Regions from separate parts of the Homo sapiens genome. Here region 1 is linked to region 2. Evidence: read pairs that join two places in POLR2A ChIA-PET (ENCODE). Cell type or tissue: PC-9. All regions are shown on one strand. Links, peaks and the distances in the headings refer to the core of each region. The heading gives the core; the rest is flanking DNA. Region 1 overlaps SPAST (spastin). Region 2 overlaps BIRC6 (baculoviral IAP repeat containing 6).

What was found. ChIA-PET counts read pairs that join two places held together with the same protein. Peaks named below come from ENCODE experiments on the same cell type or tissue, not always from the same donor. Only the 100,000 strongest peaks of a DNase experiment are listed, where the experiment ranks them.
Region 1: POLR2A ChIA-PET joins it to region 2 with 13 read pairs; 2 of 35 experiments call an interaction of 5 or more read pairs at or near these places.

Annotation. Positions count from the first base shown.
Region 1 is chr2:32,147,717-32,162,609 of GRCh38, reverse strand. It overlaps SPAST (spastin), which reads right to left. Exons shown (of 17, transcript NM_014946.4): 17 at 4,973-8,236. The coding sequence ends at 8,114. Among named protein-coding and RNA genes, the nearest start is that of SLC30A6-DT, 11 kb to the left of the region's middle. In PC-9, for the core only: no CTCF peak of the experiment used is centred there; no DNase peak of the experiment used is centred there.
Region 2 is chr2:32,416,012-32,424,011 of GRCh38, reverse strand. It overlaps BIRC6 (baculoviral IAP repeat containing 6), which reads right to left. Exons shown (of 74, transcript NM_016252.4): 10 at 7,849-8,000. Among named protein-coding and RNA genes, the nearest start is that of BIRC6, 63 kb to the right of the region's middle. In PC-9, for the core only: no CTCF peak of the experiment used is centred there; a DNase peak (open chromatin) is centred at 4,981; H3K27ac peaks cover 1,465 bases.

The DNA.
Region 1 (14,893 bases), core at 6,564-14,563, 270 kb after region 2:
GGTACTTTAATCTTGGACTTCCAAGCTTCTAGAACTGTGAGGATAAATTTCTGTTATTTAAGCTGCCCAGTCTATGGTATTTTGTAATGCAGCCCAAGCAGACTAAGACAGTGAAGAATTTGGAAGGCAAGATATGGGTACTTTATGTGCTCATTATTATTGGAGCATAACTGCTCCAAGGCCACCTTGGTGGACAGACTAGGGAATATACATATTTGGACACATACACACGTGTATATTTATATGCTTATATGTCCTCTATTTTTATTTGAGGCAGGATCTCGCTCTGTTGCCCAGGCTGGAGTGCAGTGGTGCGATCTCAGCCCACTGCAACCTCTGCCTCCCAGGTTCAAGTGATTCTCGTGCCTCAGCCTCCCAAGTAGCTGGGACTACAGGTGTGTACCACCACACCTGGCTAATTTTTGTATTTTTACTAGAGATGGGGTTTCGCAGTGTTGGCCAGGCTGGTCTCAAACTCCTGATCTCAAGCGATCTGCCCGCCTCGGCCTCCCAAAGTGCTGGGATTATATGCGTGAGCCACTGTGCCCAGCCGATATTTCATCTATTTTTATAGATTTTAAACCATGAATTCACTTTCTTAAACCCAATTCAAGCTGAACTCCAGGTTTCATTCTAGTTTCCCCCCTTTCTGTATTTATAATTACCTTCTCTGTGGTTAGTATATTCACTTTATTCCATCAAGTCTTTGGTGTGCAACCAATCTACCATCTCTGCTGACACCCTTACCCCATATGGACACCCCTTTCTGTGCTTGAGCTTATTCCTCATTCCAGGTTGCCCCTATCCACCATGTGAATAACTGCCTCAATCTGTCCCTGACACCTCATACCTAGCTGTCCATCATTGTAGACACTGTCTTCACCCTATTAGGTCTCTGACACCCAAATTTGGACTTCCATAGGTCCCCTCTACCCAATGTAAGCACATTGATCTGAACCACTGTGCAAACACGTGCCTGGGACTGCTATCCCCAGAAAGTCCTGCTGGCAAGGTTGGCCCTTGCCAGGCATCTGGGAACTTGAATTTGAGGGGAGATTCCCTCTATTCCCTAACAAGCTTACTATGTCTAACAGTGAGGCTTAACACTTTCACATGCTGTCACTTGTTGCTGGAGTGACATCCTGTGTGACTTCATTAGGAGAGAACCCTTAGAAGCTGGTGCTTGGTTTCCTCTGGACTTCACTTAATTCCTTTTTTCCCTTTGCTGAATTTGCTTCATATCCTTTTGCTCTAATAAATCATTGTTGGGAATAAGACTATATGCTGAGTCCTGTGAGTGCTCCTAACGAATCATCAAACTTGCACATAGTCTCGAGGGCTTAACCACCTAATGACTTTAAAACAATAGTTCTGGCAGGGTGTGGTGGCTCTGCCTGCCTGTAATCCCAGCATTTTGGGAGGCCGAGGCAGGAGGATCACTTGAGCCCAGGAGTTTGAGACTGCAGGGATTTTGAGACTGATTACGCCACTGCTGTCCAGCCTGGGGCAATAGAGACTCTGTCTCTAAAAAAAAACCTCAACCCCCTGAAAAAAAAAAAATCCACAACAGTTCAGGAAGGAGGAAGGTAAGCAATTTAGTGACATTATTAATTTCAGCTCTTCCATCCCACTGTTTTATCTTACACTTCTTTGCTCTGTTTTTCTTTCCTTGATTTCATTTGACTAATCACATAATTCTTAGTGACCCATTTTATCTTCTCTAATGGCTTTTTAGATCTACTGCACCCCAGTGATGGGGTGAGAGATTACAAAATGCATTCTTATCACAATCTACCTTACACTAATGCTATCTCACTTTGTGTACAATATAGTAATATTATCTCAATATAATTACATTTATTGCCCTCTCTGACCCTTCATGCTATTTCTGTCCTATATTTTACTTATACATATATTATAAACACTGCAATACTATTTTTGTTTGCTTTAAACAGCAATGATATTTAGAAAAATAAAAAAGAAAAATGTCTTTCTTATTTACCAACATGTTTATCATTTCAAAATTCTTAATTCCATCCTGGAGATACAGGTTCCCATTGGGAAATCCATTTACTGATAAGTCCATCCAAGGAAAATTTTAATTTCAGATACTACGTTTTTCACTCCAGATTTATATTTTCCTTCAGCCTGAAGAATTTCTTAAAGCATTCCGTATAAAGTCAGTCTGCCAGCAACAAATTCTGTTTTCATCTGGAAAAGATTTTGTCTTAAGTTTTTCAAGAGATAGGGACTCTGTCCCCCAGGCTGGAGTGCAGTAGCACGACCACAGCCCATGCCCAGCTAATTTTATTTTTTGATGGGGTTCTCACTAGGTTGCCCAGGCTGGTCACTCATGGCCTCAAGGGATTCTCCTGTCTCAGCCCCCCAAAGTGTTGGGATTACAGGCATAAGCCACTGAGCCTGGCCATTGCCTTAACATCTTGAAGGATATTTTAACTGGATACAGAGTTTTAAGTTAACCTTTGTTTCATCTTTGCACCTTAAAGATGTCATTCCATCATTTTCTTAATTCCATCATTTCTGATGAGGTTAGCCATCACTCTTGTTTATCTGAATGTAATGCTACTCCTTCCCACTCCCCACCTTGATTGCTTTTAAGATTTTTTTTTTTTTTTTTTTTGGCAATGTGATGTACCCAGATGTAGTCTTTGTTGTATTTATTCTGCTTGGGGATTCAGTGAACTTCTTAGATCTGTACGTTGATGTCTTTCAACACTTTGGGGAAAATTTCACGCATCATTGCTTCAAAGATTTCTCTTGCCCCATTCTCTTCCTTTCCTTCTTTACTTCAAATTACAGGAACTGATAATGTTCCAAAGGTCTCAAACCTCTGCTATTTCTTTTTTCTTTCTCTCTCTGCTTTGGTTTGATACTTACTTGTCTTTTTCAGTCTTTCCTGTTGTGCCTAGTTTACTGTTAAGTCCATCCATTTAAATTTTTAATTTCAGATACTGTAGTTTTCATTACAAGACTTTCCAGTGGGTTATTTTTTATTATTTTCTAATTATTATTATTATTATTTTTGAGACGGTTGCCCAGGCTGGAGTGCAGTGGCGCGATCTGGGCTCATTGCAAGTTCCGCCTCCTGGGGTCATGCCATTCTCCTGCTTCAGCCTCCCGAGTAGCTGGGACTACAGGTGCCCGCCACCATGCCAGGCTAATTTTTTGTATTTTTAGTAGAGACGGGGTTTCACCATGTTAGCCAGGATGGTCTCAATCTCCTGACCTTGTGATCTGCCTGTCTCGGCCTCCCAAAGTGCTGGGATTACAGGCGTGAGCCACCGCGCCCAGCCAATTATTATTATTATTTTTTGAGATGGAGTTTTGCTCTTCTTGCCCAGGCTGGAGTGCAATGGCATGATCTTGGTTCACTGCAACCTCTACCTCCCAGGTTCAAGCAATTCTCCTGCTTCAGCCTCCCAAGTAGCTAGGATTATGGGCATGCATCACCCATGCCCGGCTAGTTTTGTATTTTTAGTAGAGACCGGGTTTCACCATGTTGGTCAGGCTGGTCTTGAACTCCTGACCTTAGGTGATCCACCTGCCTTGGCCTCCCAAAGTGCTGTGATTACGGGCGTGAGGCACGGTGCCTGGCCTCTGTTGGGTTTTCAATTCTTATTTTTCTGCTGAAACTCCCTATCTATTCACCCATTATCTCTTCTTGTAAATTCTTTTAACATATTTTAACGCTATTTTAAAATCACTCTCATAGAGGTCACTTGTGCATCTGCTTCTGTATATTTTCTGTTGAGTATGGTATGGACCACTTTTTTTTTTCCATCAGGGAAGTTGAGTCAAAAGGATCACATAATTTTTCTTTGCATGCTTAGTAACTGTTTATTATGTACTGAGCTTTGGATATATGCTGTGATGACTGAATTGTTTTCTTCTCAAGAATGCTGTGTTTTGTTCTGGTTTTAAATTACTAATGGATAACCTTGATGCTGTGAGATTTGATTTTAAGCTTCATTACAGTAAGTTTATTTCCATTTTGTCCTTAGTGCTGAAGCACAGCCTTTAGTTCTAGGATGCTGTCATTCTTCCTTAAGGCGTGGCATTTTGGGGGTTCAATGGGAAACACCAAGTATTTACTCAGTCCTTCTTAGTGGAACTTGAATTTCAAACTCTCTGTCCTTGGGCAGCTGCAATCGCTGCTGAGTTTTTTAGACTTTAACTTGCTTTCTCCTGGGTTCCTTTAAATAATCACACTGCACCAGCACAATTTTGGAATCCACCAAGGATTTGAAAGGAATATGTAGGCAGATTTTAGAGCTTACTTTCTGAGGCACTCTCCTTCCCAAAATTTCTCTTCTAATTTTCAGGTGTTCTAGAAGTCCCAAATGATTCCTCAGCCTGTCAAAACTGTCACATTCTACCTGAATTCTATATCCAAGTGAACTGCACAAACTGGAAATTGCCCTATGGGTAAAAGCTGGTTAAGGTGAATCTCGTTTACTTTTTATTTTTTGAGACAGGTTCTCTGTAACCTGGGCTGGAGTGTGGTGGTGTGATCTTGGCTCACTGCAACCTCCTCCTCCCGGGCTTAAGCGATCCTCTAACCTCAGCCTCTTGAGTAACCGGGACTACAGGTGTAGGCCACCAAACCTGGCTAATTTTTAGTTTAGTTTTTTTTTTTTTTTTTTTTTTGGCAGAAACAGGGTCTCCCTATATTCCCCAGGCTGGTCTTGAATTCCTGAGTGTAAGCGATTCTCCCATACTGGCCTCCCAAACAGGCATGAGCCACCACACCCAGCCTGAATCTCTTCCATTATAGGACTTTGCAGTTTCTACCTTGTTTTGATTGCTCTGCAGAGCCACCCAATCATTGCTTTCTATATTTTGTTAAGCGTTTATAATTGTTACTAAGAGTCCAATACACACAACTCCTTCATTATCAGACTCCAACCCCTAAAATATCAAAAAGTTTTAAAGTAAAAAAGTAAAGACAAAATAAAGTTTATCATTTATTTCCAATACATTAGGATAAAAACCCACTTTATGCAACTGTACCCTTTAATTCATTTCTTCTGAAGAAAAGTACAAAAGACCAGACTAAAATTGAGACAAGCATTTAAAGGAAAATCCTTTGACTCAGAGTCCAAAACCGAACTGTAAATGGTTCATTTTACCAAAAGAATTAGTTTTTGTACAAAATATAAAGAATTCTACACTATAAACAAAGACGGCTGTATATGTAATTAAATTAGAATTCTAGTATCTGCTTTTCCTCTAATTCTTCTGGAGTACAAACATATTTGCAAGTCAGAAATCTAATATTCTCAATGGACAGACTGTCTTAGAATAAGCTTTTACCCTTAAGATATCTGGAAAGATAGTACTCATTCTTTCCCTTGGCTCAAAGTCCAATATATCAGTAAGTTTTAATTTAGTTTACAAAACTCTGCCATATTAACATGAAGAGCACACTAATGCTTAATGTTTAAGCATTATCTTTTAGGAAGTAATACAACACAGAGCTCAACACCGAATCTAAAAGGTCACAATCTAAGTCATTATTAATTCAGAAAACTTCAGCAACTTCTATCTTTATTGAAAAAGACCAAACCAATCCCTTATCTCCTACTATATCATTACTCTATTTTCATGGCCCTTCTATCAAAGAAACAGCTTAAAATAAAACTTGGTTAGAGTTAAGTCATAGAAAATAGTTCTCTAGCACTAGCTGAAGTTCAGACTTGATCAGGAAAGCAACTTCTATACAGTAATGATTTTCTGACTCAGTGTTTAAGATAGTATTAACCTGACTTTTATCTCTTTTAACATTTGAAATCTTTGTTATCTAAAAGTCTTTCCCAATAGAATTATAACCATGATAGTTTTAAAGGAGACAATATATTAAAAGTTGAGCTGGAACCACATAGTCCTTTAATATGATTAGCCAGTTATCCAAGTATCAATAACGTTAATCTTTTAAATGAAAACAATGAAATTTTATGAGCTTAACTGAAATGTCTTAATTTAGAACTTCTCAATTCTTTTCATCATATATATTTCATTACTACCTTTCGTTATCAGTATTTCATAATTGATGTTGTAATGTTTGAGACCTTAAAGGGATACTACCCATCACCTAACATATGCATAGCTCTGGCTTGAAAAAAATTTTTTTTCCCCTATTTATCTCAACTCTCATTTTTATTATTCAGGGAGTTCCAAAGTCATGATTGGAAGAGACATGATTTACCTTATGGCTACAAACAGCATATGATCCTAAGAAATCATGCATCTTCTGGCTGGGCGCAGTGGCTTATGCCTGTAATCCCAGCACTTTGGGAGGCCGAGGCAGGCGGATCACCTGAGGTCAGGAGTTCAAGACCAGCCTGACCAACATGGAGAAACCCCATCTCTACTAAAAATACAAAATTAGCTGGGGTAGTGGCGCATGCCTGTAATCCCAGCTACTCGGGAGGCTGAGGCAGGAGAATTGCTTGAACCTGGGAGGCGGAGGTTGTGGTGAGTCGAGATTGCGCCATTGCACTCCAGCCTGGGCAACAAGAGCGAAACTCTGTCTCAAAAAAAAAAAAAAACCCAGAAATCATGCATCTTCTATATTCAAACAAATCTTTAACAAGAGCAAGAGTAAAATTAAGAAGAATGTATGTCTTCATTATAAAGTTCTTACCTAGTAGGGGCAAGTTTTTTATTTTAATGTATTCTTTCAAAACCTAAGAAATCTTTCCTAAATGAAAAATTCTTGTTACTACTACAAATATTCTTTCCACTCATGACATTTTACATAGCATCATTTAAGCACCAGAGAAAAGTTCTGTAAACAAACTTTTAACCAGTAAACTAAGGGCAAATATCTATTTGCCTTTATTACAATATTTAAAAGGCCATGATATGAGTCTCTACTCCCTACAATGACATTTTTATAATGAAAATCCAGGCATATTTATACAAACAAATGGAATTACTGTACATTTTGGGAGAACAAAAGGCAGATCAACAGACTAGAACTAGAACTTTTGAGTTAATAAAGCAAGCAGAAGGAACTAGAAAAATGTATGCCATGTATAAAAATTCAGTTTTTTTAAAGTTTCATTGAAGGGATTAATAATTATTAAGAATAAAAGATGGTAGTTCCACTTGCTTATAATTATCCTGTAAAATTAAGAAAGTAATAAGCAATAAATTAGAAATGTCTTAGTTCCTAGTATTTCCCTTCTCTTGCACTGGAAACATTTTCACAGCAGTTAAAATTGGCTCTCTTAAATATCAGAATAATTCTTGCAGAAAATAAATTCCATCAGGAAGAAGTTAACAGTCTACAACAGATTTCTGACAAATACATTAGAAAAAAAAATACTGCAGGTCACATGAAGACTGATCTACATGTTATATGACAGAGTAACTCAAACCTTCAAACCTTCTCTATTTTACCATATTTGCTTTTTTGCTATTATATTGCTATCTAAACTGTTTGGTAGCAAGGTAATAGAAAAATAAAAGGTAAAAAGAACACAACAATTGTTTAATGTCTGTAGATTTATGAAGAAGAAACTCTCAAAATAAACTTTTTCCTATTACAGTTACTTAGGAAAAAAGTTTCATTTGGCACACTGAATTTATAAAACGAAAAAAGAAAATAAACTTAAGAGTGTTTGGCATTCCAATCACCTGTAGTTAAGACAACAGTAGAAAAGAAAAGTAGGAGAAATTACTATTTTAAGAAAAAACATCAGAAGACAAACAAACAAATGTTCTTGTGTCTTCTACCATTCACTGTTCCTGGAATACTTTCATCTGCAACACAATATACAAATTATTATTTACATTATGATTATATTGGTAAAGAAGACCAGAATCAGGTTTTGTTGTGCTCTAACTTAGTGTCCATTGGGATAACTGTGACCATCAAGGCAAGGCCTTAAACAACAAAAAATTACATTTGCATTGTATATTTTGTTTAAGTCTGTTTTCTGGTTCATCTTCAAGTTTGGTGCACAAATATGTAAGACTCTAAAAAGTCCTGTAAACTTAGGCTGTTTCTGTAGCCGATGACGTTCATTGAAGATCTTGTGTTTCCTCTTTTAAGTAAAATGTTCTGCAGGTTTACAAAGGTATTTCCTTAAACAGTGGTATCTCCAAAGTCCTTGTTCCAACGTATGTACGCTTCTAAAGTTTGAGGGCTGACGCTGCGTTTTATTTTTTTCAAGGATTCAGTGAAGTCAGATAATCGAATATTTCTCATCTAGATTTTTAAAAAGCACATGACAATACAAATGATCAACAGGTATATGGTGGTTAACGAAATGATGGATTAAAGTAATGATGCTGCTGTTTCTTAATGTTATAAAAAATATACGTGTATGTATTCTTAGAAAATTATGTCAGCCATTTAAATATATTTTCTATGTTGATCTGCTACACAAGAAACCTTAATAAATGCTATACTAATATATTTATTACTTGTGTTTAGTTTCATAGGTATTAACATTTGAAAGCATAATATTTTTCCAATATAAAAACAAAACACAATCATTTATAGAAAAGTTCAAAAATACAGACAAAGAGAAAAAAAGAATCACAATTTCACCACTCAGATATGCAACCTCCCCCTCCAAGGTTCAAGCAATTCTTCTGTCTCAGCCTCCCGAGTAGCTGGGATTACAGGCACATGCCTCCATGCCCAGCTAATTTTTGTATTTTTAGTAGAGACAGGGTTTCGCCATGATGGCCAGGTTGGTCCTGAACTCCTAACCTCAGGTGATCCGCCCACCTTGGCCTCCCAAAGTGCTGGGATTACAGACGTGAGCCACTTTGCCCAGCCTAAAGTATGCATTTTTATATTAATTTGGTCTTATTTTCTGATCTTTTAAATTGCCTTTGGAAATATAGATTAAAACAATGCTGAGTTAATGAATATCTATATTTACACCTAAGTATTTTTAAAAGGCAAAATGGATAGGTTCACAGAGTCCAGGCAATAGAAAAATTAATAAAAATTTTGGCCAAGCACGGTGGCTCACACCTGTAATCCCCGCACTTTGGGAGGCCAAGGCGGGTGGATCACCTGAGGTCAGCAGTTCGAGACCAGCCTGGCCAACATGGTGAAACCCCGTCTCCACTAAAAATACAAAAATTAGCCAGGCAGGTGCCTGTAATCCCAGCTACTCAGGAGGCTGAGGCAGGAGAATCGCTTGAACCTGGGAGGTGGAGGTTGTAAGTGAGCCGAGATCGTGCCATTGCACTCCAGCTTGGGCAATGAGTGAGACTCCCTCTCAAAAAAAAAAAAAAAAAAAAAAATTAAGGCAAAATGCAGTTTGGCATAAATGACCTGTGTTAAAAATCATTTCTAGCGTATACCTGTATTTTGGCCCAAAAATAAGAAGTTAAAGAACTTTAAACAAAACTCCAACAACTGGTATTTATCCGTATTTTAAAAACTACTCTTAAAAACCCAATCTAACTTCATATCATCTTTGATATCTCCATGAGATATCACCTACACTTGTAACTTGTAAACTAATCTGAAAAATTTTAGCCAAAAAGAAAAAAACATATAGTTAAAATATAGGCTGGCTGCAGTGGCTCGCACCTGTTAATCCCAGAACTTTGGGAGGCTGAAGCAAGTGGATCACTTGAGCCCAGGAGTTAGAGACCAGCCTGGGCAACATGGCAAAGCCTCATCTCTACAAAATGTACAAAATTTAGCTAGGCATGGTGGCGCACGCCTGTAGTCTCAGCTACTAGGGAAGCTGAGGTGGGAGGATCACTTGAGTCTGGGAGGTTGAGGCTGCAGTGAGCCATGAGCATGCCAATGTATTTCAGCCTGGGAGACAGAGTGATACCCTGTCTCAAAAAAAAAAACCCCAAAAACCCAGCAACCCCCCACCAAAGAAAACCCCATAAGCACTATATGAACCCTACTTGTTTCCTATTTAACTGTAACACACACACTGCCTCTTCCTAAAGGCCAAAGTGTAGAAGAATAATGAATGTAACATGGGTATTAAACATGATATTACTAAATAAAATTTATTTGTTATAGAAATTAATATTTTTGTTTTGAGACAGGGTCTCACTGTTACCCAGGCTGGAGTGCAGTGGCATGATCTCGGCTCACTGCAACCTCTGCCTCCCAGGCTTAAGAGATCCTCCCAAGTAGCTAGGACTATAGGTGTGCGCCACCACGCCCAGCTAACTTTTTGTAATTTTTGTAGAGATGAGGATTTCACCATGTTATCCAGGCTGGTCTCGAATTCCTGAGCTCAAGGGATCCAATGGCCTGAGCCTCCCAAAGTGCTGGGATTATAGGCATGAACAACCACGCCTGGCCAGAAATTAAGGTTTTAAAAGATGTTGATGTAATTGTACTTTAAGTCTATAGTTTGATATGTGTATATATATGAAACTTATATGATATTTTAACGTAAGAGACTAATGTATACAACAGGAAAAAGGCAGATGGTAGCTGGTTCAGTTAAGGGGGGAAATAAGTAGAAAAGTTGTCTTATCAAACCAAAATAATAAAGGACTTAAAGTTAAATTAGATACACAAGGTACTTAAAAAACAAAGTATATTGTACCCCAATTTATAACCAACAATTTTAGTACTAACCTTAAAAATACAGAAATTCCAAACCAATTATTTGAACTTCTACTATTATAAACTGTAAAAGATAAGTTGGGTTTTTCTTTTTTTTTTTTTTGGAGATGGAGTCTCGCTCCTGTCGCACAGACTGGAGTGCAGTGGTACGATCTCAGCTCACTGCAACCTCCACCTCCCCAGGTTCAAGCAATTCTCCTTCCTCAGCCTCCCGAGCAGCTGGGATTACAGGCATGTGCCACCACGCCCGGCTAATTTTTGTATTTTTAGTGGAGACGGGGTTTCGCCACGTTGGCCAGGCTGGTCTCGAACTCAAGACCTCAGGTGATCCAACTGCCTCGGCCTCCCAAAGTGGTAGGATTACAGGCGTGAGCCACTGTGTGCGACCAAGTTGGGTTTTCCTTACCTAAATTTATATATATTCACCGGTAACTGACAATACACTTTGGTATTAAAGTTGCATCAAATAATGGGTATATAAAATTCTAGTATACAGTTTTAGAGAGCAAACTACTTGTGTTTACGTCTCATCCCATAAATGGAAATGAGAGAATGGATTACCTTAATCTCTATAATAAAATGCCACTATCAGTTTTATATTTTTTAAAGTTATTTAATGGATCTTTACATAGTGTTTACTACGTGCCAGCTACTTTAAGTGCTTTATAAATATTAACTCATAAGTAAGCAATAACAGCTAAAGGTCATTATCAAATTATTAATACCAAAACCACTAGATTAAAAAGAAACAACTGAATGAAAGTATATAGTAGAGCCAGGCATGGTGGCTCACACCTGCAATCCCAGCACTTTGGGAGGCCGAGGTGGGCGGATCTCCTGAGGTTGGGAGTTCCAGATCAGCCTGACCAACATAGTGAAACCCCGTCTCTACAAAAACACAAAATTAGCCAGGCATAGTGGCGCATGCCTGTAATCCCAGCTACTCAGGAGGCTGAGGCAGGAGAATCACTTGAACCCAGGAGGCGGAGGTTGCAGTGAGCCGAGATTGCACCATTGCACTCCAGCCTGGGCAACAACAGCGAAACTCAGTCTCAAAAAAAAAAGTATACAGTAGAACCAAATATTGTAACAATATAACCTGAATATATATAATTAATGGGATGCTCACAAAAGGGACCAGTAATATTCTTCCTTGTAAATCACTCAGTAGTTTTATTAAGCTTTAATTTTTAGTTTTACCATCTAAATTTTTAATAAATAATGTTATGACTTTTAAAAAATGGTGGATAAAATTATATTTTTAGGTGTGGGATTAAAAATTTCAAGTCTGGCACGGTGTCACACCTGTAATCCCAGCATTTTGGGAGGTGCAAGTGGGAGGAATGCTTGAGGAATCTGAGACCAGCCTAGGCAACATAGTGAGACCCCATCTCTACAAAAAATTAAAAATTTAGCTGAGTGTGGTGGTACATGCCCGTAGTCCCAGCAACTCAAAAGGCTGAGGCAGGAGGATTGCCTGAGCCCAGGAGCTAGAGGGTGCAGTGAGCCATGATTGTACCACTGCACTCCAGCCTGGGCAACCAAGTGAGACACTGTCCCAAAAAATAAAATAAAAATAAATTAAATTAAATTAAATTAAATAAGTTAGAAAACTAAAAGCTTTCAGCCGGGCGTGGTGGCTCATGCCTGTAATCCCTAGCACTTTGGGAGGCCAAGGTGGGCGGATCCCAAGGTCAGGAGATCGAGACCATCCTGGCCAACATGGTGAAACTCTGTCTCTACTACAAATACAAAAAAAAAAAAAAAAAAAAAAAATTAGCTGGGCGTGGTGGCGTGCACCTGTAGTCCCAGCTACTCGGGAGGCTGAGGCAGGAGAATCACTTGAACCCAGTAGGCGGAGGTTGCAGTGAGCTGAGATCACACCACTGCACTCCACTCCAGCCTAGAAACAGAGCAAGACTCCATCTCACAAAAAAAAAAAAAGAAAGAAAGAAAACTAAAAGCTTTCTTAAAAAAAAAAATTCAAGTATGGTGCCTCATCCGACAGGCGAATAAAAGCCTGAAAAAAAAAAACAAACAAACTCCAAAATGTACTTGAATACACTTGTTATCTGTGTTAACAGTTCACTGTCCCCTCAACAGCTGCTGCAATTAGGGAAATAAAAAATAAGTTACAAATATACAGCTGTCCCTCAGTATCTCTCGGAAATTGGTTCCCCCATAGATAGCAAAATCCGCAAACGCTTAAAGTCCCTTATGTAAAATGGTGCAGTATTTGCATACAACCTACACAATCCTCCTGTATACTTTAAATCATCTCTAGATTACTTATAACACCTAATACAATGTAAATGCAATGTAAATAGTTTTTATACTATATTGTTTAGGGAATAATAACAAGAATAAAAGTCTGTACATGTTCAACACAGATGCTTTTTTCCCCCAAGTATTTTTGATCTGCAGTTGGTTGAATCCATGAATGCAGAATCCACGGATAGAAAAGGCTGACTGTAATTCAAGCCTGATTTCAAAATTTTGCTCACAGAGTTATGACCATTCTGCATACCCAATTTTATATTTTACATGCAACTTTTTTCAAATGAAATGCTTCAGCATCTCATAAGGAGGTCTTCCATATTAAGAAACGGTAATAAATTGGCCAGGCATGGTGGCTCACGCCTGTAATCCTTGCACTTAGGGAGGCCGAGGCTGGCGATCGCCTGAGGTCAGGAGTTCGAGACCCACCTGGCCAACATAGTGAAACCCCATCTCTACTAAAAATACAAAAAAAAAAAAAATTAGCTGGGCGTGGTGGCCCATGCCTGTAATCTCAGCTACGCAGGAGGCTGAGGCAGGAGAATCGCTTGAACCTGGGAGGTGGAGGCTGCAGTGAGCCAAGATGGTGCCACTGCACTGCAGCCTGGGTGACAGAGCCAGAGTCCTTCTCAAAAAAAAGAAATTAATTAAAAAAATAAAGGTTATTGAAAAACAAAATAGAACATTATTAAAGGATTAACGTATAGTTATAGGTTATTTTTATTGTATAAACCCCCACAAGTTTCATGTAATTTTTTTTTTTTTGAGACTGGGTCTCACTCTGTCGCCCAGGCTAGAGTGCAATGGGGCAATCTTGGCTCACTGCAACCTCTGCCTCCCAAGTTCAAGTGATTCTCCTGCCTCAGCTTCCCAAGTAGCCAGGACCACAGGCACGTGCCACCATGCCCAGCTATTTTTTTTTTTTTTTGAGATGGAGTCTTGCTCTGTCGCCCAGGCTGGAGTGCAGTGGCACGATCTCGGCTCACTGCAAGCTCCACTTCCCAGGTTCACGCCATTCTCCTGCCTCAGCCTCCCAAGTAGCTGGGACTACAGGTGCCCGCCACCACGCCCCGGTAATTTTTTTGTATTTTTTAGTGGAGACAGGGTTTCACCATGTTAGCCAGCATGGTCTCGATCTCCTGACCTCGTGATCCGCCCGCCTCGGCCTCCCAAAGTGCTGGGATTACAGGTGTGAGCCACCGCCCCCGGCCTAATTTTTTTGTATTTTTGATAGAGACAGGGTTTCACCATGTTGGCCAGGCTGGTCTTGAACTCCTGACCTCAAGTGATCTGCCCACCTCGGCCTCCCAAAGTGCTGGGATTACAGGCGTGAGCCACCGCACCCGGCCTGTAATTTTCTTCTGTTTGGTATTTATGTAATATGATTTGATAGAAAATGACTTTATGTATATATGTTTTGTCTATTACCAAAAAAAATTTTGACTATTTCATAGGTTTCCATATTTTGAAATGAAGCAAAGTTAATTTTTTCTAGCTTCTAATCAACTAGAAAAATCCATTAAAAAAAATTAGTCCCAAGCACTCTGAGAGACTGAGGCAGGAGGATTACTTGAGGCCAAGAGTCTGAGACCACCCTGGGCAACAGGGAGAGACACCATCTCTACAGAAAATTAAAAAATTAGTGGGGCGTTGTGGCACTTGCCTGTAGTCCCAGCTACTAAAAAGTTTGAGACAAGAGGACTGCTTGAGACCAAGAGGTCAAGGCTACAGTCAGCCACGATTGCACCACTGCACTCCAGCCTGAGAACAGAGCAAGACCCTGTGTCTCAAAAAAAAAAAAAAAAAAAGGCCGGGCGCAGTGGCTCACGCCTGTAATCCCAGCACTTTGGGAGGCTGAGGCAGGCAGATCACGAGATCAGGAGACAGAGACCATCCTGGCTAACACGGTGAAACCCCGTCTCTACTAAAAGTACAAAAAATTAGCCAGGCGTGGTGGTGGGCGCCTGTAGTCCCAGCTACTAGGGAGGCTGAGGCAGGAGAATGGCGTGAACCCGGGAGGCA
Region 2 (8,000 bases), core at 1-8,000:
CCATAGCTAGCATTACCATTCTTGAACTTTAGGGCCATTATTAAGTAAAATGGTTACTTGAACACAAGCACTGCGATACCAGTGACAGACAATCTGATAACCAAGACAGCTACTAAGTGACTAACAGACAGGTAGTGTATACAGCATGGAGATGCTGGACAAAATGATGATTTGTGTCCTGGATGGGACAAGAAGAGATTTTTATCACACTACTCAGAATGGTGAGTAATTTAATAATTATCAATTGTTGATTTCTGAAATTTTCCATTTAATATTTCCAGACCAAAGCTGACCACAGATAACTGAAACCACAGATAAGGGGCAGGGATTGGGGGGGTGGATGGGCCCTACTGTAATGGAATATTATTTGGCATAAAAAGGAACCAAGATGTGATACATGGGTGAGCATTAAAAACATAAAAAATATGCTGAGTGAAAGAAACCAGACACAAAAGGACAAATACATGATTCCACTTATATGAGGTATCTACAATAAGCAAAGTCATACAGAAGTAGAATTGAGGTTACCAGCAGCGGAGGGTAGAATGAATGGGAAGTTACTGCTTAATGGTTACAGAGTTTTTGTTTAGGATGATGGGAAAGTTCTGGAAATCAGTACTGGTGGTTATACAACATTGTGAATGTATTACAGCCACTACATTACATGCTGTAAAACAGTTAAAATAGTAAACCTCATTATATATATTTAACACATTTTAAAAAGAAAAAAAAAATTATAACCCATGACCCAATAATTCTACTCTTAAGAACTGAGAGTCTCAGGCCGGGAACAGTGGGTCACGCCTGTAATCCCATCACTTTGGGAGGCCAAGGCGGGCGGAGCACTTAAGGTCAGGAGTTAGAGACCAGCCTGGCCAATATGGGGAAACCCCAACTGTTTTGTAAAAATACAAAAATTAGCCAGACGCCTGTAATCCCAGCTAACCTTGGGAGGCTGAGGCAGGAGAATCACTTGAACCCAGGAGGTGGAGGCTGCAGTGAGCTGAGATCGGCACCACTGCACTCCAGCCTTGGCAACAGAGCAAGACTCTGCCTCAAAAATAAAAAAATAGAGAGCCCCTTACATATGTGCACCAAGGAACTTACACAAGACGTTTATAGCAGAAAAAAACAGAAATAAACAAGATGTCCACTGACAGGAAAATGCATAAATTATTTGTGGGTTTTTTGCACATTGGAGTACTAAGTATAAGTGAAAATTAAATGATCTACAAGGCATGCAACAAAATGGGTAATCTTAAAACATAGTAAGAGAGGAAAATCAAGTCCCCCAAAACTAGTTAGAGTTTGGTATCATTCTTATAAAGGGCAAAAACAAGCAAAATCAATAAAATATGTTGAAATATTCACATCCAAAGCATAAAACCAGTTTTCTTTATAAAAGGAAAGACATAAAAATTATTGAGTAACAATTATCTGTAGGAAAAGGGCAGAGTTTGGGAGAGGGGAGGAGGGACACATTCATAGATGCAAGATATCCATACTGCTTTAGTTCTTGGTTTGACAGTAGGTCTCTGGGTGTCCCTAACAAATTATTCTTCACTAATGTTATGTAAATTTTCTTCTAAAAAAAAAATCAACAGAGGGATTAAAATGGCACACTAAAAATATTTATTCAACACAAAAGAATGCAGTGAAGGAGTAACAAAGGAATGTAAAGAACATTTTAAAAACTCAAAATGGCAGACATAAATGCAACCATAGCAATAATTACCTTAAGCGTAAAGTCATTCAAATTTAAAAGGTACAGGTTATCCAACTGTATAAAAAAGCAAGACCTAATTATATGCATCTAAGAGACCCACTTCAGATTCAAAATCACAAGTTAGTTGAAAGTAAAATTGTGGAAAAGATACATAATACAAACTGTAACCATAAGAAAACCAGAGTGATTTTATTAGTATGACACAAAATAGAGACAGAGGAATATTTCATAATGACAAAAGAACCAATACATCAGAACGATGTAACAATTATGAAACAGTCTAACAAAAGAGCCAAAAGTCAAGTGAAGCAAAAACAGACTTAAAAGTGAACAATTCAACAAAAACATAGTTAGGGATTTCAATACTTGCTCTCAAAATTGATAGAAGAAGGCTCAATATAAAATCAGGAAGACTTCAACAACTAAAAAACATACACGTATACAAGTGAAATTTATACGACACTCTACCCCATGGGTGCCCAACACAAATTCTTTTCAAGTGCACACAGAACATTCTCCAGGACAGACCAGATGCTGGGTCATGAAAAAGTCTCAATAAATTTCAAAATACTGACTTCATATAAATTATATTCTCTGACAGCAATGGAAATAAGTTTGAGATCCAGAACAGAAAGAAATCTAGAGAAACCTCAAGTATTTGGAGGCTAAACAAAACACTTTTAAATAATCTCTGGGCCAAACAAGAAATCACAAGGGAAATTAGAACATATTTTGATCCAAATGAAAAAAAGGAAAAACACAATGTATCAAAATTTAGGAGGTATCACTAAGACAGTGCTTCCAAAAATATTTATGGCTTTAAATTTCCTATATTAGAAAACATCTCAAACCAATAAGCTTCTACTTTAAGAAACTAAAGAAGGCCAGCGCGGTGGCTCATGCCTGTAATCCCAGCACTTTGGGAGGTCAAGGCGGGCAGATCACGAGGTCAAGAGATCAGTATCATCCTGGCCAACGTGGTGAGACCCTGTCTCTTCTAAAAATACAAAAATTAGCTGGGCGTGGTGGCTCGGGCCTGTAGTCCCAGCTACTCGGGAGGCTGAGGCAGGAGAATCACTTGAACCTGGGAGGCAGAGGTTGCAGTTAGCCAAGATCGAGCCACTGCAGTCCAGCCTGGCGACAGTGAAACTCTGTGTCAAAAAAAAAAAAAAAGAAAGAAAGAAAGAAAGAAAGAAACTAGAGAAGAGCAAAATAAACCCAAATCAAGCAGAGGGGAGGAAATAATAACAATAAAATGGAAATCCAGTAAATGGGAAAACAGAAAAATAACAAAGAAAAAAATGTCATTTAAATCAGAAGCTGGTTGTTCTGAAAAAAAAAAAAAAAATCAATAAAACAGATAAACCTCTAGACAGATGAAGCAGGAAAAAAAAAATACAAATCATCGATCAGTATCACAAATGAGAGTGGTGACATCCCTAAAGAGTCTACAAATATTAAAAGGAATGTAAGGAGCCAGGCATGGTAGCTCACACCTGTAATCCCAGCACTTTAGGAGGCCAATGCAGGTGAATCACTTGAGGTCAGGAGTTCAAGACCAGCCTAGCCAACAGAGTAAAACCTCATCTCTACTAAAAATACAAAAATTAACCAGGCATGGTGGTGTACCTGTAGTCCCAGCTACTCGGGAGGCTGAGGTGACAGAATCACTTGAACCCAGGAGGCAGAGGTTGCAGTGAGCCAAAACTGCACCACTGCACTCCAGCCTGGGTGACAAAGCAAGACTCTGTCTCAAAAAAAATAAAAAGTAAATAAAATGATTGTGGGGAATATTATGAAATTCTTTACGCTAAAACTTCATAACTTAAAAACTGACAAAAAGACTGTCAGAACTCACTAAAAAATAAAAAATAAAAAACCTTAGGAAGTCTCTATAAACATAATTGAATGTGTATATTCAAAATCTTCCCACTAAAAAAAATCTCTGGGCCCAAAGAGCTTCACTGGCGAATTCTACCAAATATATAAGGAAAAATAAGACCAATTATACACAAACTTTACCACAAAATTGAAGAGCGAATACTTCCCAACTCATTCTATCAGGCAAGCATTACACTGATATCAAAACCAGATAAAGATTACAAAAAGCAAAAACTAAAAAAGAAAGATTACAAGGAACATATAATATCCCTGATGAACGATATGCAAAAACTATGAACAAAATTTTAGCAAACTGTATCCAACAATATATAAGGTAATGCATTATGACCAAATGGGTTTTATCCCAGGAACGCAAAGTTGATTTGATATCCAAAAGTCAATCAATATATTTTACCATACTGAACTAAAAAGAACAACCAAATGATCTCCATGGATGTAAACAAGTATTTGACAAAATATGACGTTCATTCCTATTGGAAACTCTTAGCAAAGCAGGAACAGAAGACTAAAGGAATGTTTTCCACAAGAAACAAGTACCAAAACAAGGATGTGACCATACAGTCCAATAATCCCAGATAGTGAGATTATTAAAGACTTTCAAAGCAATTATGGCTCAACTTATTATCCTCCTTCTGAATATCAGTACAGGTATATAGGCTTTATGTTGTTGGGGTCATATTTATATTCAGTATTGTTATATTTCATGATATGTTCCCTATTAATTGCGGCCTTTTAAAAAACTTTATTTTTTAAGCATTTTTTGTCAAGTATCATAACTGCACCCTATCTTATACTCCACTGATACATCTTAGTCTTCTTTCTCATTTAAGTCTTTCCTGTTGATTTTAAATGTATTTGCACCAAGCAGAATACCAATTTATCTTTCACTTTAAACTCTCAATTTTTGAAATTCATACTTTTTTATTTTATGCCTTTTACAAAATTTTATATGTAGTGTGTATATATTCTATTCCTGAATTATCAAAGATAGCTTAACAAATCTACATTTAGTATATTATTAATCCTATATAAAATTAACTTAAAACATATATTAACTATAGATTTATTTTTATGAAAAGACTTGATTCTCCACAAGAAAAATAGTTTTATGTTATTTGAATATACTCAGAAGACAGGGTCACATCCATTTGATTCAGTCTGAGATGCTTTTTAAAAATCATACATGTACATACATTTTAAGGCATCAACTTTTCTTTCCGCTTTGTTATTATCTTTTCAAATGCACCTTCATCAGTCAATCCCTGAAGAATTAGGAGCTCATTTTGAAAGCAACTAACTTCTCAGGTTTTTCTTATCTTTCATCATCTGGATAAATTCCCTATCACATGAGATCATGTTCTAGGAATTCCGGACTGTACCAACTCCAAGAAAACCACCATCTATTTTAAATACTTTTTTGTTTGTTTGTTTTGTTTGAGATGGAATCTTGCTCGGTAGCCTAGGCTGGAGTGAAGTGACGCGATCTCAGCTCACTGCAACCTTCTCCTCCTGGGTTCAAGTGATTCTCCTGTCTCAGCCTCCCAAGTAGCTGGGATTACAGGTATGCACCACCACACCTGGCCAATACTTTTATTTAAATGCTAAAAAACTTAATAACTTAAATATTTAAGGTGTAAATACTATTTCTCTTCTGAGTTACCTAAAGCATAGCTCATCAAATAATTGAAAGCATTAAAAACCCTTATTGCATTTCTGGAAAATAGTAGTTTCTTATAAAGATGTGCACCGGGGTGCCATGTCACCTAGGTTCCAAGTCCAGCTCCATTTTAGATGACCTACAGCAAGTTAAATAATTGTCAATTTTTAAATCTTTCAGATTAAAAGAATGCAAAGAATTCAGTGTAAGATTCTTCATCTTTTGTTGTATTATGGCAGTATAATGCCATTTAAAGTGCTCTGATGGAAGACTCCCAGGTTTGAATGCTGGCTCTGACATTTATTAGCTCTATTACTTAATAAGTTACTTAACCTTTCTTTCCTTCAGTATCATTATGTACAAAACGGAGACAATAATAGTATATTAAAGTTGGTGTGATGACTAAACGAACACAGGTAAAGTTCTTACAACAATGAACTGGCACATATATGACCAATAAATTCAAATTATCTCTGATACCACACAGAATTTTAATGGTTGTTCTGAAATTCTCAACTGTAATTCCAAGTTTCATTAGTCTAAAGTTACTAGACTACACTGCTCATTTTCTAAATTAATCTAGTTGGATTTTTATGATATTTAAAGATTTTTTTCCATTATACTTTCACTAGAAATTACAGAAATTTCACTGGGTACAGTGGATCATGCCTATAATCCCAACACTTTGGGAGGCCAAGGCAGACGGATCGCTCGAGGTCAGCAGTTCGAGACCAGACTAGCCAACATAGTGAAACCTCGTCACTACTAAAAATACAAAAATTAGCCAAGTGTGGTGACGCGCACCTGTGGTCCCAGCTACTCAGGAGGCTAAGGCCGGAGAATCACTTGAACCTGGGAGGCAGAAGTTGCAGTGAGCCAAGATTGCGTAACTGCACCCCAGCCTGTTGACAGGGTGAGACTCTGTCTCAAAAACAAAAAATAAAAATAAAAAAATAATTTCACTACATATAGTTCAAAAAAGGCAATCTAACCACTACATTTCACCATTACGTTCCTTGGCTAAACTCTTGAAATCTATTTAAAGAGAGGAAAAACAGTCTAATTACTATCAGAACCACAGATGAGATGCATGCGTAACTCTGCTCAGATCCTAATTCCTCTGCCATGCCTTAGTTACAGTCACTTAGGCTTCAACTATCTCCTAGTCCTAAATTCCTGCTAGACAATCAATAGAACTATTCATTTTGCCTGATATTGTCAGTAATCCTTTTCAAAAACTGCTTTATCTCCCTAACTTAAAATGTATATAAGTAAAAAAAATAGGCCAGGCACAATGCCACACGCCTGTAATCCCAGCACTTTGGGAGGCCGGGGCAGGCAGATCACTTGAACTCAGGAGTTTGAGACCAGCCTGAGCAACATGGCGAAATCCCATTTCTACAAAAAAATACAACAATTAGCTGAACATGGTAGTGCGTAGTCCCAGCTATGCACTGTAGTCCCAGCTATTCAGGAGACCAAGGCGAGAGGACTACTTGCACCCAGGAGGTTGAGGCTGCAGTGAGCTGAGATCATGCCACTGCACTCCAGCCTGGGCAACACAGTGAGACCCTGAGAAAGAAAAGAAAAGGCCTGGCATGGTGGCTCATGCCTGTAATCCCAGAACTTTGGGAGGCTGAGGTGGGTGGATCACCTGAGGTCAGGAGTTCAAGACCAGCCTGGGTAACATGGTGAAACCCTGTCTCTACTAAACATACAAAAAATTAGCCGGGCATGGTGCCACGTGCCTGTAATCCCAGCTACTTGGGAGGCTGAGGCAGGAGAATTGCTTGAACCTGGGAGCGGATGTTGCAGTGAGCTGAGATTGGGCCACTGCACTTCAGCTTGGGCAACAAGAATGAAACTTCCTCTCAAAAATAAAAGGAAAAGAAAGGAGGGGAGAGGACGGGGAAAGAAAGGGGAGGGGGGAAAGAAAGGGGGAAAGGGGAAAGGAAAAGGAAAAGAAAGGAGAAAAAAAGAAAAAATAACTGCACACTATCTTAATCTATATAGTGCTTCAAAATTTGCAAAACTAATTCACTACTAGCCAAAGATCAGGAATAAATCAGACAAAAAAATGTATTTAGCAAAACTAAAAATTGTTTGCTAAGTATTTTTATTTCAGAAGGAAATAAGGACCAATAACTGTGCCAGAAACTTTACATAATTTCATTCTAATAAGCCTAGGAAATGGACTTTCTTATCCTAGTTTATAAATAAATAAAAACAGGTTTAATGAATTTAACATAACTTGCCCAAGGTCATAAATTTGAGCAGATGCAGAGTCAGGGACTCACTGAAATAAAAGCACGTGATTTTCTTGAGGTTAAAGCAGAAGATACTTGCTAAGTGACTTACTAACTTATTTACAGTTAGAATCCTTACCTAGGGCAGTAGAAAAAAGTTTTAAGAACAGTTTAAAAAGAAGGATTTACCACTTCATTACAAAAAAATTAATTCCTCCCCATCTATTTGAACCTAAAATTCATACTAGGTTTGCACATAAACAAATGCCATATATACATGGATTTTATAAGATTTATAGCATAATCAGACAACTTACCTTTGGTGCATGCACACAGCCTGTCTGTGCCAGAACAGTAAATCACAGAAACAAATGTGTCCTGTTCCTCAGTGCCCTCCTTTTTGGGAGGCTCCACTTTGGCCAAAATTTCAAAGTTTGAAAGATCTAGTATTTTTACATATCCTCCCTGA